2 separate regions of the Mus musculus genome follow, and region 2 is linked to region 1. Evidence: chromatin loops called from intact Hi-C (ENCODE). Cell type or tissue: heart. All regions are shown on one strand.

What was found. Hi-C counts contacts between places; a loop is a spot of excess contacts. Peaks named below come from ENCODE experiments on the same cell type or tissue, not always from the same donor. Only the 100,000 strongest peaks of a DNase experiment are listed, where the experiment ranks them.
Region 2: a loop joins it to region 1, with 2.1 times the contacts of the local background. A loop is called at or near these places in 1 of 42 quality-filtered maps.

The regions. Positions count from the first base shown.
Region 1 is chr5:73,287,640-73,295,639 of GRCm38, reverse strand. Ociad1 (OCIA domain containing 1) reads right to left here and starts at 2,846. Exons shown (of 9, transcript NM_023429.4): 1 at 2,664-2,846; 2 at 1,293-1,355; 3 at 634-714. The coding sequence starts at 1,350. In heart, CTCF peaks have their summits at 1,243 (motif pointing left) and 3,062; a DNase peak (open chromatin) is centred at 2,859; H3K4me3 peaks cover 1,858 bases; H3K27ac peaks cover 1,826 bases.
Region 2 is chr5:72,909,794-72,917,793 of GRCm38, reverse strand. Slain2 (SLAIN motif family, member 2) reads right to left here and starts at 3,432. Exons shown (of 8, transcript NM_001113423.2): 1 at 2,781-3,432. The coding sequence starts at 3,169. In heart, CTCF peaks have their summits at 3,203 and 3,434 (motif pointing left); DNase peaks (open chromatin) are centred at 2,363 and 3,563; H3K4me3 peaks cover 3,993 bases; H3K27ac peaks cover 4,010 bases.

The sequences.
Region 1 (8,000 bases):
AAGTAGACACATTTAACACCTCTAAGTCTTAGTTCCTTCATCTCTAAAGGGAGAGAACTTTACTAACCTATTTTCATGCTATTACTACTGACAATTTCCTTAATCTCTATTAGTAATAACCACAATATCCCAAAAGTGTCCCAATATAGTCTATAAATTATACTTTCAAACATGCATTTAGGTCAAGTTTGTAAGTGAAGGTTTTGGATGGAATTATGCTAATTAGAAAAAATGATGAGCCAGAGCTGGAGCGATGGCTCAGTGGTAATGTGCATGAACTGCAAACACTAGGCTCTGAGTTCTGATCACCAATACACATCTAAGGAGGCAGAGACGGAAGATCCTGCGGGCTCATGGCTGGCCAATTTAGCCAAATGATGGAAACTCCAGGTTCAGTGAGAAAGATGGACCAGGTGTTGGTGGAGACGCACGCCTTTAATCCCAACATTCAAGAGGCAAAGGATCTCTGTGAGCTGAGGCCAGCCTGGTCTACAGATCGAGTTCGAGCACAGCCAAGGCTACACAGAGAGACCATTTCTCACTGCCTTCTTCCCTCTGCACATGCACATACACAGGTACCACAGAACCACCCAAGAACATTCTTTAAAACAGTTCTTAGACAGGATAACTCACATCTGAACCAGAAGCACTCTTCATGGCACTCTGCAAAGAGTCTCCACTCCTCCTCTGTCGGAATATAACCGCCTCCTATGTCTTTTAAAGAAAGATTGGAAGTCATTTTCTCAAAAGCCTAAAAAGTTAGCTTTGTCTACTAATAACAAGAACATTTAAAAAATAAAACTAAGACAACTGGCTTGTCACTTATTTTTAAAATCAATTTTGACTTCCTACAGAATTTATTCTTACTACCCACTAGTCAGACAGGCAAGACACGGTGCTAAATGAAAATATGTAAAACAAACCCCCACCCCTGTTCAGATAATAAGAAATTTAGAGACAGTAACAAGAGAATATTTAAGCTGCGTGTGTGACTATGTCACACCCATAAGACCAGCCCGATTTCTGTTACTCAGGCAAATAAAATGTCCTTACCCAGAAAGTGTTACAAATTATAAATACTTAATATGGAAGTTACCAGGAGGGGCTGGAGAGATGGCTCAGCAGTTAAGAGCACTGACTGCTCTTCCAAAGGTTCTGAGTTCAAATCCCAGAAACCACATGGTGGCTCACAACCACCCATAATGAGATCTGATGCCCTCTTCTGGTGTGTCTGAAGACAGCTACAGTATACTTACATATAATAAATAAATAAATATTTTTTAAAAAGTTACCGGGAATAGGTCTTGACACTTGTGCATTCGGTTCTCGAAAATCAGCCCTCCCATTCATAGTTCCTGTATCAGAAACATTTATATCCAAATATTACAAAGTATCAGAATAAACCCCCCTAACCAGTCTACCTGTAAATCAACAAATATTTACTGAACATTAAACATTTTTACAGTTAGTTGTATTTTACGTGCATGGTGCTTTGCTTGTATACACTAACATGCCTGGTGCCTGAGATCAGATGACACCTGATCCCCAGGAACTGGGAGTTCCAGATGGTTGTGATACTGTGATAGGACATGTGGGTACTGGAAACTCTGCAAGGGCCAGTGCTCTTACCTGCTGAGTTATCTCTTCAGGCCCCGACTTTTACATTTCAACTACCTGACATAAAAAAATAACTGAATGAAAAAGGGTCATAAACATATCTGAACTAATTATTCACATTCGACCCTTTGATTGAAAAACGGGTACATCAAAACAATGGAAAAAAATTCCCTTCTAAGGCTAGGTTATGTTATTTCACATTATTCTGTACCTTGACTCAAAAACAAAACAAAAACTACAACCATATCCAAATGATTAGGGAAAAACCTCAAGTCACTTCTAGGTTTCCAATTAAAACGAAACTGCATTGTATCCCCTAACTCAGCAGTCAAAAAATAATGACGTCACATTTTCTGCAGGTAGCTACGCTAATGGCAAACTTCCCTGTACCAGCCCAAGTAATCTTCAAACATCTTAAATAAATTTTAAAATCCAAGAGCAAATATATTCTTTCGCCTTCCTTTAAACTTAGACCTCAGCATTTCAGACAAAATAAGGAGTACGTCTTCGCTGAAACAAACGCATCGCAGTATGACTTACTGGATGCCAACAGCAAAGCACCTTTCTGTAATTCGTTTAGTCACTAAAATCATCACCTATTGCATACCTATATCCCTTCAAAGAAAAAGGTTTCAGAAAAGGTAAACTGAACTCTTGGACAGATGAAGCATTCAGAGGAAGCTTCTCAAACTGCAAAACCCTACCAAAAAAGAAAAAAAAAAAAAAAGAAAGAAAGAAAATCTCGTCCCCAGGGAGGCTGGAGGGCAGTGCGACCTGTCTGATCACTACAGCTCAAAGCTGTAATCATAAAGAACAAGGCTCAAGCGAGGCAGTAGCCGCGGACGCCAGCACTCCTGTCCCTGACCTGCCACCCCACCTCGGCCATCGCGGCTTTCCCCACCCCTCCATGCAGGTCTCCCGGTGCCCGAGTCACCGGCGCTGCAGCAGAGCCCAGGCCCGCAGTGCGACCGGACACCTCCGGGCAGGAAAATGGCGGCTGCGGGCGAGGGTGGGAGACTGGCGGAAAGCCGCGCCACCACACCCACCTCACGATGGAGGCGGCAACGCTGGGAGCAGGACCCGGGGTAGAGGCCGGGAGAGGACCCCAGAGACAGGCACAGCGGACAACGCGGGAAGCGGGGAGGGGAAAGAGGGCAGCTTCCAAGCGATCGCCAAGATGTCACCCACACACGAGCGCCAGCAGGCCGACACCCGGAAGCAGTACCCTTGACGGGAAATGACGTCAGGACAGCGCTGGGAAACAGCGGCGGGCCAGTTTCTCAATACTCACGGATGTCGATCACGCCCCGTCCAACTAGTCCCGCCCCTTTCACCGCCCCCCACCCCGCCCCAGGCCGCGGCGCTCCAGAGCTGCACTGCGGCTGCGCGAGTTAAGGCCTGCAGCTCAGCTCTGCCTCTAGGTTCGATGCTCTTGTGACATACCCCAGAGACTGTTCAGTGACAAGCCAGTAGGGACATTTTGGAACCCCTCCATCCTCAAGTCCCCTCCTTATCCCATGACTTTCCTTGGACTTCCCTAATTTTAAGATTTACAGAAATTTTCTTATGCTTTAAGCCTCTAGGCTAGGTAGTGAATTTTAAGCGTGAACTCTTAAGTTAACTGTCAGAACCTCCAGTCTAGTGTCCGATTGATTCTAACACTAGAGTCAGGATACACTCCAACTCGGAGACTCAGAATTTACTCATCTGAATAACAGAAATAATGTGTGTTTCACAGTTTTGGGTTAAAACAAGTCTGAAAAGGAGTTTAGGCTCTGGGGCTGTATTACCAGGAGACTATATTTTAATGCTAGGAGACCAACTTTTCGTCAGAGCTCAGGCTGCCACTCCTAACCACCAACTATTCATTTCTTACACTGATCCTAGGCATGTTTACTGAGTGCGTATACTGAACCAAGTCCTGAAAGTATATCGTTGATACCTCTGATAGCTCCAGCCCACGAAGTTATGAACTCCTATAATTGTCAGACTTCCCACCATTCCTCATTTCATATGTTTTTCACTGGTTCTATGGCATCCACGAACTTGTCTGTATGCTTATTTAAGAGAGAAAGTCATGTAAAACATGAATCCGGAGTCATGGCTAGACCTCTATGGCTCCTGAACCCCACACTAAGGACGAACTCAAACATAACTTGGGTGAGCTCCAAAGCCTTCCTGGAAGCTGATGCCCATCCAATGGAGAAAGGCGATAGGATTTGTTAACCATCTTAGACCCTTGCTATGGCACCAGGAACGTGGGGATCACCAGAAATCACGGAACTTTAAGCTCAGCTGTGAAAGCCTTGGGTTCCATCCTTGTGATCAGAGCAGCTGTGGTGTACCCACTGGAGACCCTCAAAAGATTGCTTCCACGAACATGCCCTCCTGAAGAGTCAAGAGCTCAGAGGCACATCCTTTTCTCAAAGGTACAAAATTGAGCATATATGCTTGGGAGAAAGATGTATTAAGAGGCATAGCTGGCAAGCTGCCCATGATTTGGAAAGTAACTTTAATTAAGCTCATTAGTTCACCAAGCATGACTTGATGGAATTATTCCTTCCATTTGCCATTGTTCTTTGAGAGGAATAGAGACATCCCTGGAAGAGTCTTTAACAAGCACTCTTTCAAATATCTTCATTGAGCAAATAGCCAAGGCGGTATCAGCCCAGCTTTACCTGTTAGATATTACTTTTGTTTTTCAGAAGTCACTTTATTTGTTTTTAAGTATTTATTTATTTTTATTTCTGTGTGTGGCTGCATGAGTCTATGTGTACCATGTATACCCCCACAGGTACAGGAACTGGAGTTACGGGCAGATGTAAGCTACCTGATGAGGGTGTAGGAAATTGAACCCAGATAATCTGAAGGACAGTAAGTGTCCTTAGTTTCCAAGGTATAGCACCAGCCCTGTTAGCCTGTTAGACATTACTGTGAAACCATTATTAAAGGAATATGTCAGAGTATTCCTTAATTCATAAAAATTCAAGCAATCTAATGAATTTCTTCTTGACTTCAGTGACATCAAAGTTTCCCTTTTTAGCTGCACTCTTTTTTTAATTTTAATTTGTATTAGTGTGTGTGTGTTACAGCACTCTGTGGAGGTCAAAGGAGATTTTTCCAGGGTTGGTTCTCTCTTTCCACCTTGGGATCAGGGGATCAAACTCAGGCTGTAAGACTTGTGTGACTGCCAGGCAGTGGTGGCGCACAACTTTGATCCCAGCACTTGGGAGGCAGAGGCAGGTGGATTTCTGAGGTCAAGGCCACCCTAGTCTACAGAGTGAGTTCTAGGACAGCCAGGGTTACATGAGAAACCCTGACTGGAAAAAACAAAAAACAAAACAAAACAAACAAACAAAAAAGACTTGTGTGACTTGCTAAGTCATCTCCTCAGTGCTGGATGGATTTTTAAGATTTAAAATTGCAATTATTATTGTTGCACTTGTGTGTGTGTGTGTGTGTGTGTGTGTGTGTGTGTGTGTCCTGCCTATGTATGTGGAAGGGCACACTTACCTGTACATACATGTTTAGAGGCCAGAGCTTGACTTTGGGTGTTTTTCTCTATATTCTTCATCGTTTAAAAATAACAATTATTCAATGTATCTGCAGTTGTGTTCTATGAGGGTAAGTATTTTGCCTTATCAGTTCTTAGAAATCATTAGAAAGAAATCACTATAAAGTTCATAGACTATGCAATTACAAGACAGAGGTCTACTATTTACATGCTTTTGGCAAATTATGCATTTTGTGTTCTTTTTCTGGGAGAAAGAAAGGAAGAAAGCAAGAAAGAAAGGAGAGAAAGAAAAGAATTAGAAGTCCTTTTGAGTGAGAGCTCTATACTAATGCAAAATCTGGTTTTTATTTGCCTACTAATGAGGCTAGGAGGTCTGTATTGTTCAAAAAAATGCAATGTCATAGAAGCCAGAGTCAAAGACTATCCCCGAAAGGAGAATGTGGTCAAACCAAATGTTCATAAGGACTGTGAGTCAGCTACTAACTGCATCAGTAAGGTTATTTATAACGTTTCCAAGTATTATTTCATTCAAATCTAGATTATAGGGTAGGGCAAAATAAATCCAGATTATAATGTACTAGGAAAAGAACAGCCAGTGCCAATGTGTGGAAAAGTATTGATTAGTCTTTCCAGAAGTTTAGCTCTTTGAAGAAGGCATATCTAAATGGTAGTTAAGGGAAAATATGAGAACTCAGTGAAGGGTAGCTTTTGTTTTATAAACCTGTACAGACTTGGCTTTGTTCACAAACATAAACTGCAGGCAAAGAGAAGGGATTGAAAATGGCGGGAGGAGAAGGTGAGGGAGGAAATAGAAGGTAGACAGGTACTTCATGACCGTATCCCAGTCAACCTACAAGGTTCTGTGCGCTCACCCAGACGTTGGACAGACCCCTGTGTCTGTATTTCCAGCAACTTTTTGAGAGCAGCTAAAAAGGAAAAAGATTTACAGCGAGTAACCGTGGGGTGGAGCATACCTGGCTATTGCCAAGTAACTGTGGGATGGAGCTTAGACAAAATGCTACCTGAAGCCAACAACTGACTTTCTTGTAGAAGCAAGAGAGAGCTTCATGGAAGGCGCTGCTGCAGCTGCAAAAACTGTCCAAGAGAACCCAAAGCTCAGGCTTCACACTGATTCCATATCTGACTCAGTATAGCTGGGGTGGGTTGCTCTAGCAATGCAGTGTACAGCCCCCCTTATTATTGTGCCATTCTTGAAATATAGAATTCATATAGATTCATGGTTCCTTTGGGTTTTCATAATACTTATGCCTGCTGATAAGGAAAAAGACTTTTGAGTTTCTAAACGTTGGCAAACTGCCATTTTAAATATTCGATGGTCCTTGCATTTACCATTTCTGTTGGAGAGAGCCACTGAGGAATGAGACTGCGCTTAAACACTATTAATCAGGAAGCTGGAGCAACAGCTTGCGGGATACAGAGTTACCTAGAGTCACATGTGGCTGTGGCTGTGAGGGCACCTTCACACTCGTGAACTCAAGTGCACACGGGCACGGATACTGCACATATGTAAGTGTTCTAAGAAGAAGCCATTTCTAAAAGACAATGTAAGCCTTCTTATTTTAAAAACATCTCAGTTTTCGTCGATTGTTTGTTGATATTCCTTGGTTTTTATTTCAACGTCAGTGTGTTGGGTGTTGTGGTCAAATATGAATCTGTCCACTTTGTTATAACCACAAAGACACAGCTCTTATTCAAGTCTTAGTGAAAGAGACTTTCTTCCACATCTAAGAGAGTCTGGATTTCAGAGGATTGTTTTCACTGTAATATGTATTTGAAAAGAAAGATTTCTGAATAACAGTTGTCTTAGAGTTTTACTGCTGTGAACAGACGTCATGACCAAGGCAACTCTTATAAGGACAACATTTAATTGGGGCTGGCTTACAAGTTCAGAAGTTCAGCCATTATCATCAAGGCAGAAGCATGGCAGCTGCCAGGCAGGCATGGTGCAGGAGGAGGTGAGAATTCAACCTCTTATACCAAAGGCAAACAGGAGAAGAAGGCATTCAAGTAGTTAGGAGGAAGCTCTTAAAGCGCACCCTCACAGTGACACAATTCCTCCAACAAGGCTACACCTCCAAATAGTGCTGCTCCCTGGGCCAAGCATGTCCAACCACCACAGCCGTGCTTCCAATAGGACAGTTTGATTTTCAGACAAAAGCTGGGAGAGGAAAGGAGAAGACATTGCATCCCCAGGAGGTGGCCCCACCTGCAGGCCTTAAACTGTCAATCTGCTACAGACCCATCTCTCCACTCTAGACTTCTGGAGCTGTGATACACATCTGCTGTGTCTCTTCTACTGTCACTTATAGAACCTCCCGGAAGCTGTTAAATGAATGAGGAGAGCCAGAGTGCAGCTGCATGAAGCTGAGTTTGGATTTTGCATCTGGGTCCATCCCAGTCCACAGAAACCCGACTATGAAATGAGAACCACCAAGTGAATTATTCATGTCCTAATGCTAACTTGTAAGAGCATGGATCTCACTCAGTTTGTGTGCCTGGAACTTTAAGATGTATGTATGCACAAAGCTTAACAATGTTTAAAATTCAAGTCCACTGTCAATATCTAAGTAATCATTTGTGAGTTCCTCATTTTTATTTCATGTGTTATTGTTGTTTTGATTTTCGAGGTGGAGTCTCACATAGCCTCAGCTAGCAAAAAAATCATGATGTAACCAAGGCTAGCCTTGAACTCCTAGTCCTCCTACTTCCAATTCTCACATGCTGAGATTATGGGCATGTATAGGCATGTATGATCACACCTGTCTTACATGTTTTTTTAATTTCTCTTTTGTTTGTTCGTGCTGGAGATTCATCATAGGGTGTTATGCATTCTATGCAAGAGCTACAT
Region 2 (8,000 bases), 380 kb after region 1:
ACCTCATAAATATATAAGTTAAGTCTAATTAAAGGCAAAACTGTTTTAATCCCACACACCCCATATCACTTAATGCAGTAGTACCCAATCCTCTTCATTCTCTTTCCTGGACTTTTCTGAGTTATTTGAGAGCAACGGTTTTTCAGACTGAAAGTTGCAACCCATCTGCGGGTCTCTAAGTCAGGCTAGTAGTAGCTAGTATTTTCCTCATAACAAAATACAACAGAATAGAAAGTATTAAAGCGCACCACTCACAGTAAAGTATCCCCTGTTATTCATACGTAGGTTGTGCACTTTGTATCATGAGGCTGAGCCCTCGGGGCTATCCTCCACTACTGCCTAAGTGTGTTCTAGGAGATGGTAACTAGCTCCTTGGGAACTCAATTAAGTTTAGGAAACAAGCACAATCCCTGGAGAATTTATTATGGCCAACACAGATCTGCATTTCCAAGGAGCCTAGCATGAAAGAAACCTGTTACTTTTGGTAATCCCTGAAATTTATACCAGAAGCCAGTTACTTTTCCATATAGTGCTACTACTTAGCACCTTCTACATTTTGTGGCATAGACTAGGGGCAACAATTTCTCTAGATGAAAATGATATGCAACAGAAACCAGCTATGGAAGGTAGGTTTCTGGCTTGCTGAGAAAGCAAACTTTACTATGAACTCTCCCAGCCACTGACAGCCACACCCTCCTACTACTCAGACACACCCAAGGCACTTTAACTCTGATTACTTTAACTCTCCCCTGACCTATCACAGTTAAAATCCAACTCAGGCCCAGATTTTAATACCCATAAGCCTTTACAGGAAAAAGCATAAGATAACTATAGCACCAAGACAGGAAACCGGGTGAAATAGTAAGCAGGAACCCTGTGGTCAAAACAAACTCCTGGCATGCTTACCTAAGGGACTTGCTTTACCTTGACAAAGCCATGCTCAGAAACCAAAGCAGCTAAAGACTTGCTTGGTGCCTGGGGGAGTCAATGTGCTCCACCAGTCCATCTAAAATGGGCTGATGAGTGCAGCCAATCCTCATTACCATGAGCATTCATCTCCTCGTCACTTGGAAGGGCTCTGATGATACTTGGATGACTCTGGATGCTTTCAAAGTGCATACCTGCACAGGATCCCTTCAGAGGACAGGGTGGCTGACATGAACCGTCTAACTACTCAGTTCTACTAATGCCTGGTATCTCTTGGCAATGACATAAGAAGCAATGCCTGTCATTCATATGGTCCTACACACAAGTTACCAGTACTTCTTGTAGTTTTTAACGTAAAATGCTGGACTGTTCCTAGATGCCACTCTCCGACTTCTACCTTCTCCTGAGTTTGCCCCAGGATCTGGACCAAGGCGCTAGCGTCTGCACAATCAGCATTCCTGTTCTGTAGCTCTCCTCTCACCTCACGGTGTATACATTCTATCTTGTTTAACTGCCCAAGACTTAGCTCTCACTAGGACTGCCAGGGCCTCACACACAGGCATCAGCACTTAAGAATCTTTAGACTCTCCCACAGCAGGGATCACATGTGAACTCACAAAATAGTGTTGATTTAAATAGCCAGGCTTAAGGCTACCAGTGCCCAGTCCTGGAGAATTTATTGTATGCCAAGCCACCCACTGCTAAAAGTACATGTGGATTATCTGACTTAACCTTCAGAACTCTACACAAGAATGATAATTTTCCTCTGAGGAAAAAAGTGACGCTCAAAGTAACTTCTCCAAGGTCAGAAACCTTTAAAGTGGCAAATCTAGGGCCTGCATCCAGGCAGTGCTTAGAATTCTTCAAAGTTAGAGGCCTGGATACCAGTCCACGAGAGGTTTCGACTTCAGAGAAGTTTTAATGTCAACAGCATAAACGTTCTAGCTAAAAGTTAGGACTTCAAGAACGGATGAATTATGAGGATATTTCCAGCAGGTGTTTTTTTAATCAAAAATAAAACTCGAGGGAAAGCTTCTCATGGCCTACCGAAAAGTGTGACTTTAAGGTGTGGGGTCACCTCAGCTCGTCAAGAGGTGCCTCGTGATAACTCCGGCTTTGGTCTAGATTTTTAACTAGGACCCTTTCTCTGCCTCCAGGATGGCAGGCACGGAAATGATAGTCAGCTTGGATAACTAACTATTGCTTCACGGCTCCGAAATTATGTCGTATGCAATTCTTGTTTTCCAATATAAAATTCAGGGTTCCCCGATCCACCACCGACTTCACACAAAGCAGCCCCATCCCTCTCCACTGCCCTCCTCACACAAAGCAAAGCTTTACTCCCCCCACTACCCAAAGGGGAGTGACGTCCACCCGGCCTCCCCACAAACATCCCCATCTCACTCCGGTCCAAAGCACTGCCTGCTAGTAGCTACTCTCTATGTCCCCGCACCTGGTTGTTACCTCTTGAAGCAGACCCCTCCCTACAATCCAAACCGCTCAGACCACCATCCGAAAGCCCGTCTTTCACACAAAGCAGGATCCCTTCCTACGAAGCAGCTTGGTACCCTCTGAGTGCTCTGAGCGTGCGGGCCCACGGGGGACTGTGCCAAGCCACAGATCCCATCTGGGTCCAGTTGGGTCCTGCACCCAGAGGTTCCACGACCCAGAGAACTAGCTACAAACCCGTTTCCAAGGCACGCCTCGAAACCCCCCAACTCCAGCGGACCTGCCCGCCCGCAGCAGAAACAGGCAAAAGCCAGCGTCCCCACCACAAGCCGAGCCCACCCTGCTTTCCCCCAGGGACACCCCTCCGCCCCGCAGGCCCACCGGGCCCAGCGCCCCGCGCTCACCAGCTCTCCTCTTCCTCCTCCCAGCCTGACAAGCGCTCCAGCTCGTCGGGCCGCAGCGGCTCTACCTCGTCCAGCAAGCCTCCCTCGCCGGCCGCCAGCAAGGAGGTGGCGTCCCGCAGGTCCTCGCTGCTGGTCCGTCGCGGGCCGGAGCCCGCCCCGCCGCTGGCCTTGGCGCCCAGGCCCAGCGGGAAGCCCCGAGGGGACGCCGCGCCCGACGAAGGGGTGGACACGCCGACCCGAGCTGGGCTGCCGGGCCCGAGGAGGCCTGCACCCTGCACGGCTCCCGAGCGGCTCCTCAGCTGCTCGTTCTGCTTCTCCAGCTTCTTCACCAGCTCCTGCAGCTTCCGCACCTCCTGGTCCGCGTTCACATTGGAGTTAACGTCCTCCATGCCGGCCGCGCCGCCCGCTCCGACTCCCCAAGCCGCAGGGGAAGCGCGGGGTCGGGGGGAAAGAGAGGCGTTACCGCCACCGCTCACGCTAGCCGAGGCGCCGGCATAGAGCAGGGCCAGGCCCCACCGCCAGGGTCTCCCCGGCTCGGGTTGCGAAGCGCCGCTGGCCCCAGCCGAACCGCCTCATCTGCGCCGGCTCCGCGACTGGGGGAGGCGGCGCCAATATCCGGCCTCGGCAGCCATCTTCCCTCCGTCCCTCCGCCCCCTGCCGGCCAGCCCGGTCGGTGACCTCAGAGCGTCGGGGGAGGACGTGGCCGCCCGCGGGCTGAAAGAACTAAGCGCCCGGCTCGCGGTGGGGCGGGGCTGGAGGCGGGGCCTGAAACGGGACAGGGCCCGGAGGGGCGTGGTCATTGTTTGGGGCGGGGCCCCGGCCGGAAGGGGTGTGGTGGGCGCCGGCAAAGGTGGGCAGGGCCCGGCCGGGCTGGGCTAAGCTATCGCTGGAGTTTTGCCCTGGCCGCCTACCCTCCCCAAAGCTCATCGCGGGCGGGTGTGAGACCCAGAACCGGACTCTGGCTCCGGCTCCGACTCGGGCTCGGGCTCGGGTTCAGCCCCGCCCTAGGCGTCTGTGCGGAGACTCGCGGTCGGACGGCCCCGCCTGGTCGCATGGACCGTTCCCTTGGTTTGTTTGGCAATACTGAGTTGGTTCCTGCTTGAAACCGGAGACTGTCGGAGCTGGCAGCAGCCCCAGAGACCATCTGTGGCTCGTCCGTTCCATCCCCTGAAAATGAGAACCCGAATCCCGAATGGTTCAGAGCTCGGAAGTCAAAATGATAACCGTAATTTGTTGAGTGGTTCCTATAAGCCAGACACTGCGCTAAGCACTTTTAAAGGCATTATTTCATCCGTTTAAAACACGTGGGCAGGGGTTGTTTTGTTTCGTTGGCTTAAGGTTTACAGGTCCAGAGACAAGAGGATGATGGAAAACACTTCTGTACTAATCTTTCAACGGTAGTAATTAATGTGCATTGTATTCCTTGGGTTCTCCCTTCGCCCCCAAAAGACTTTTTAATAGTATGTCTTGACTTTTTGGGTTTTTTGAGGCAAGGTTTCTCTGTGTATTCCTGGCTGTCCTGAGACACGCTCTGTAGACCAGGCTGACCTCGAAAAACTCATCCTCTGCCTTTTTTTCAAAAGCTGGGATTAAAGGCATATGCTCCTTGAATTTTTTTTTTTAACTTGTACATGAAAAGTATTCAAGCAACCCGTTGACAGGCAATAGAGAATGTTGAGGGGTGGTAAATGTAAAATTCTGCCCTCGGTGGCATCTGTTTATAATGCGTACTGGTGGAAGCGACTGCAAACAAAACTTAAACGCTTTTTTTCTGTCATGTTGGCTCACTCTTCCACAGTTGTCAGTTGTGAGCTGCTTGGTTTACTTATACGGTAAGCAGCCAACCGTGCCTGGTCTCTCAAATTTTTGGCTGATGTTTGCAGTTGACTCCAATTGCCTCCTCCACCCTCGAACCAGTCTTATTACACCCGAACCAGTCTTATTACACCCGGGTGTGGACTCACATAAGACTTAACCCTCCTGCCTTTCCATGCTGTATTTTCCCTGCTTCGACTACCCTACCTACCATGTTTGATGCCTCTTTGGAAAAACCCCTGAAGGAGTTACTGTCTTTGTGCTGACATCACCTCAATAGTTGGCTACAGATATTTGTAATTTTTAATTACATTTTTTCCTAGCAAGTCTTTGGCTTGATCTGTACAGCTGATTAAAAGGAATCATTCCATTTTCCTTGCTTATGAGGCTGACAAAGTGCACAGTCAGTGCCTGTTGTGCTGAAATTAAACGGAAGATATGTTTTGATAGCCCAACCCCCAGACAGACACCAAAATTAAATTCTTTGAGGGTGCTACAGTTTGCTGTCAAGTATAACTATGTCCCTAGCTATACAGACCCATTAACAGGATGCCTTTGTAAAACAAAATGCATTATCTGTGTGATGCACATTAAATGTTATGACACTGCCTGACATATCTGATCTCATTGCTGAAGGAATCACCACCAAGATGAAATCACACATCGCAGTAATACATTTACATTATCAGCTTATGACATGGAGTCCAACTCCCATGTTCGCCACATTTCTAATGAATTCTTTAGACATACTCCTTGACAAAGTCAGTTACCATTATGAAGTTAGCATCAGCGGTCTTGAGAGAGCCAGAGGTCATGCAGATCGGTGATCAGAATCCGCTCCGCTGGCAAGGTCTCCTCTTCCCATGAACGTGGTCCTTGAACTTTTATTTCTCTCTCTTTAATCTGGGCCTTGCCTTTTGTCCGAATGTGTAAATTAGGTGATCTCTAATAACAAATCTATTACCAAGAAGTGAAGGATTCTGGTGAGTCATGATTATAAAATAGAAGTATGAATATGCTCATACAGAGAAATCCATAGAAGACATTTTTTAACCCAGTTGCCTTACTACACATTGTTTTTAATTTAGTAAATATTAAGTGTGTAGTAGATGGTCTGTTCTGTGTGTGTAATAGATGGTCTGTTCTGAGCACCTGATGGTTTAATCATTTGTTAGCTTGTCTTGTAGTTCCAGTTAGCCTTGAACTTACTAGGAGTCTGGAATGCCCTTGAACTCCTGATCTTTCTGACTCTATCTATAATAAAGTTTGTATGCCAAGAACTGAAGTTGGCTGGTTGTGCTGGTACTTGCCTTAATACCAGCACTCAGGAGGCAGAGCCAGAGGAACTCTGTGAGTTTGAGGCCACCCAGGTCTATATAGCAAGTTCCAAGACAGCCAAGATTACATACAGAGAACCTGTCTCAAAACAAAACTAAAGTTATAATTTATACAGACAGATATATATATATCACAGATACCTGAGCACAAAGTCAAATCTGCTCTATACTACACTGTAATAGTAAAAGCTCTTTTTTTTATGTTAAGGATAAAAACTGTGATAATCCTTATTGATCTTGTTCTTTCACCCACCAAATCCACTTCTTAAGTAGGTCATGCCGCCTTGCATTCAGAATAGGTTTAAATACCTCCCAACTGGGGGACCCTTAGGACTCTGGTTCAAATTGCCCTTGTTCTCCCCTGTGGTTTCCTCCCCTCTCTTTTAATGGACACATCCCCTTTGCTACAGATAGCCTGATGGATACACAGTAGCCAGAAGATCCTTCCTGCAAGTCATGTTGCTATCAGAAGCCTCCCAGAAGTCGCTTTCCAATATCTTCAACTCCAAAGTCCTTTCTTTGACCTGCCTTGCTTTGGATACTTGATAACTTCTATAAGTAGCTTCCGGACCACCATCTCCCATGCCCTGTTTCTGCTCTACCCACACCAACCTTCTAGCTGGTCTTCAAAACAGACAAACAGGTTTCTACTGCCAGGGCTTTATACCGGCTACAGACACATCTAGCTAGAATCTTTGGGTCACCCAGAAAACCCCAGGACAGACTTCTATGATTTAGGTCTCTGCTCAAATGTCACCTAGGTTTACTATCTTTATTATTGCTACCTCACAAAATAGCATCCCTATCATGGTTGATCTTTTTGGGTCCCCCCCCCCCAAATAAAAAAAAAGCTCATATACGTTTTTGTTGTTTAATGAATGTCTCTCGGCAGTAGAATGTGAACTGCAGGAATTCCCCCACTGCACCCTTTGCCCACTGCACCCTTTGTCCATAAAACAGTGCCTGGTACAAAGTGAGTGCCCAATAAAGCGAAGCCTCCTAAAATAGAATTTCAGATGGATATGTTGGTTGTGTCTTGAAACATTAAACTAGAAATTCCTACTCATTTTCAACAGTTTTTTTTTAAATCTACATTTTCCTCTTCCAAAAGAGCAGCATGCCATACCGCATATATCATTTTTAAAACTAGGTCATACTCCACCTCCTGAGAGCCAGGAGCCCTGCAGAATTGCAGAAGGTAGCCTTGGGTTCTCCCTGAGATGTGTGGAGATATTTCCTTTCCATCTGAAACATTGCAACAACCTTCCTTCTCCAGGTTGCAACACTCCTCTGGCAACTCAGAAGTGTTGGTGCAAATCCAAAGTCACTTTTTAAAAGCAGACAGAGTCTCCTATCCCCCAGACTAGCCTCAGATATCCTAAGTAGCTGTGAATGCCCTTGCATTCCTAATGTTCTCTCCACCTCCTGGGTGCTGAGACTCTAGGTGATCAATACAATGCCCAGTTTTATGTGGTGCTGGGTATAGAAGCCAGGACTTCCCATGCCTGCTGGATAAGGTCTTTACAACTTAGCAGTATACCTAGAAAAAGTCCATTGCTGAGTGATACTTAGTAGTCAGGAGTAGTAGTAGGTGCCTGACATATGGAAAACCACACTTCCAACTTGATTTTCAGGTGTCACCTCCCAAGACAAGTTGACTTTGTTTGGGAATGAAGGAGCTGCTGTTTTCTAAGCAGGCGTGGACCTTTCTGTGACTTGTTCCTACTTGCACGTGTGCTTCCCTGAAGGCCCTGACAAAGTGGAAACCATTACAAACCACTGCAAGTATATATAGAGAAAACCATGACTCAACAGCTTCAAGGCATTACACAGTCCCAAATCAAGGTCTGTAGTAAGGGGCACATACTAAAAGTGGTCCACAAACTGCTATGCACAGAAATATCTGTGCTTCCTTTCAAACCTGTTCTGGAAGGCAGAGACAGGTAGTCTCTGAGTTCAAGGCCAGCCAGGAGTAAATAGTAAGAGATCCTGTCTCAAAAAAGAAAGGGGGACAGGGGGCTGGAGGCATGGCTCAGCGGTTAAGAGCACTGACTGCTCCTCCAGAGGT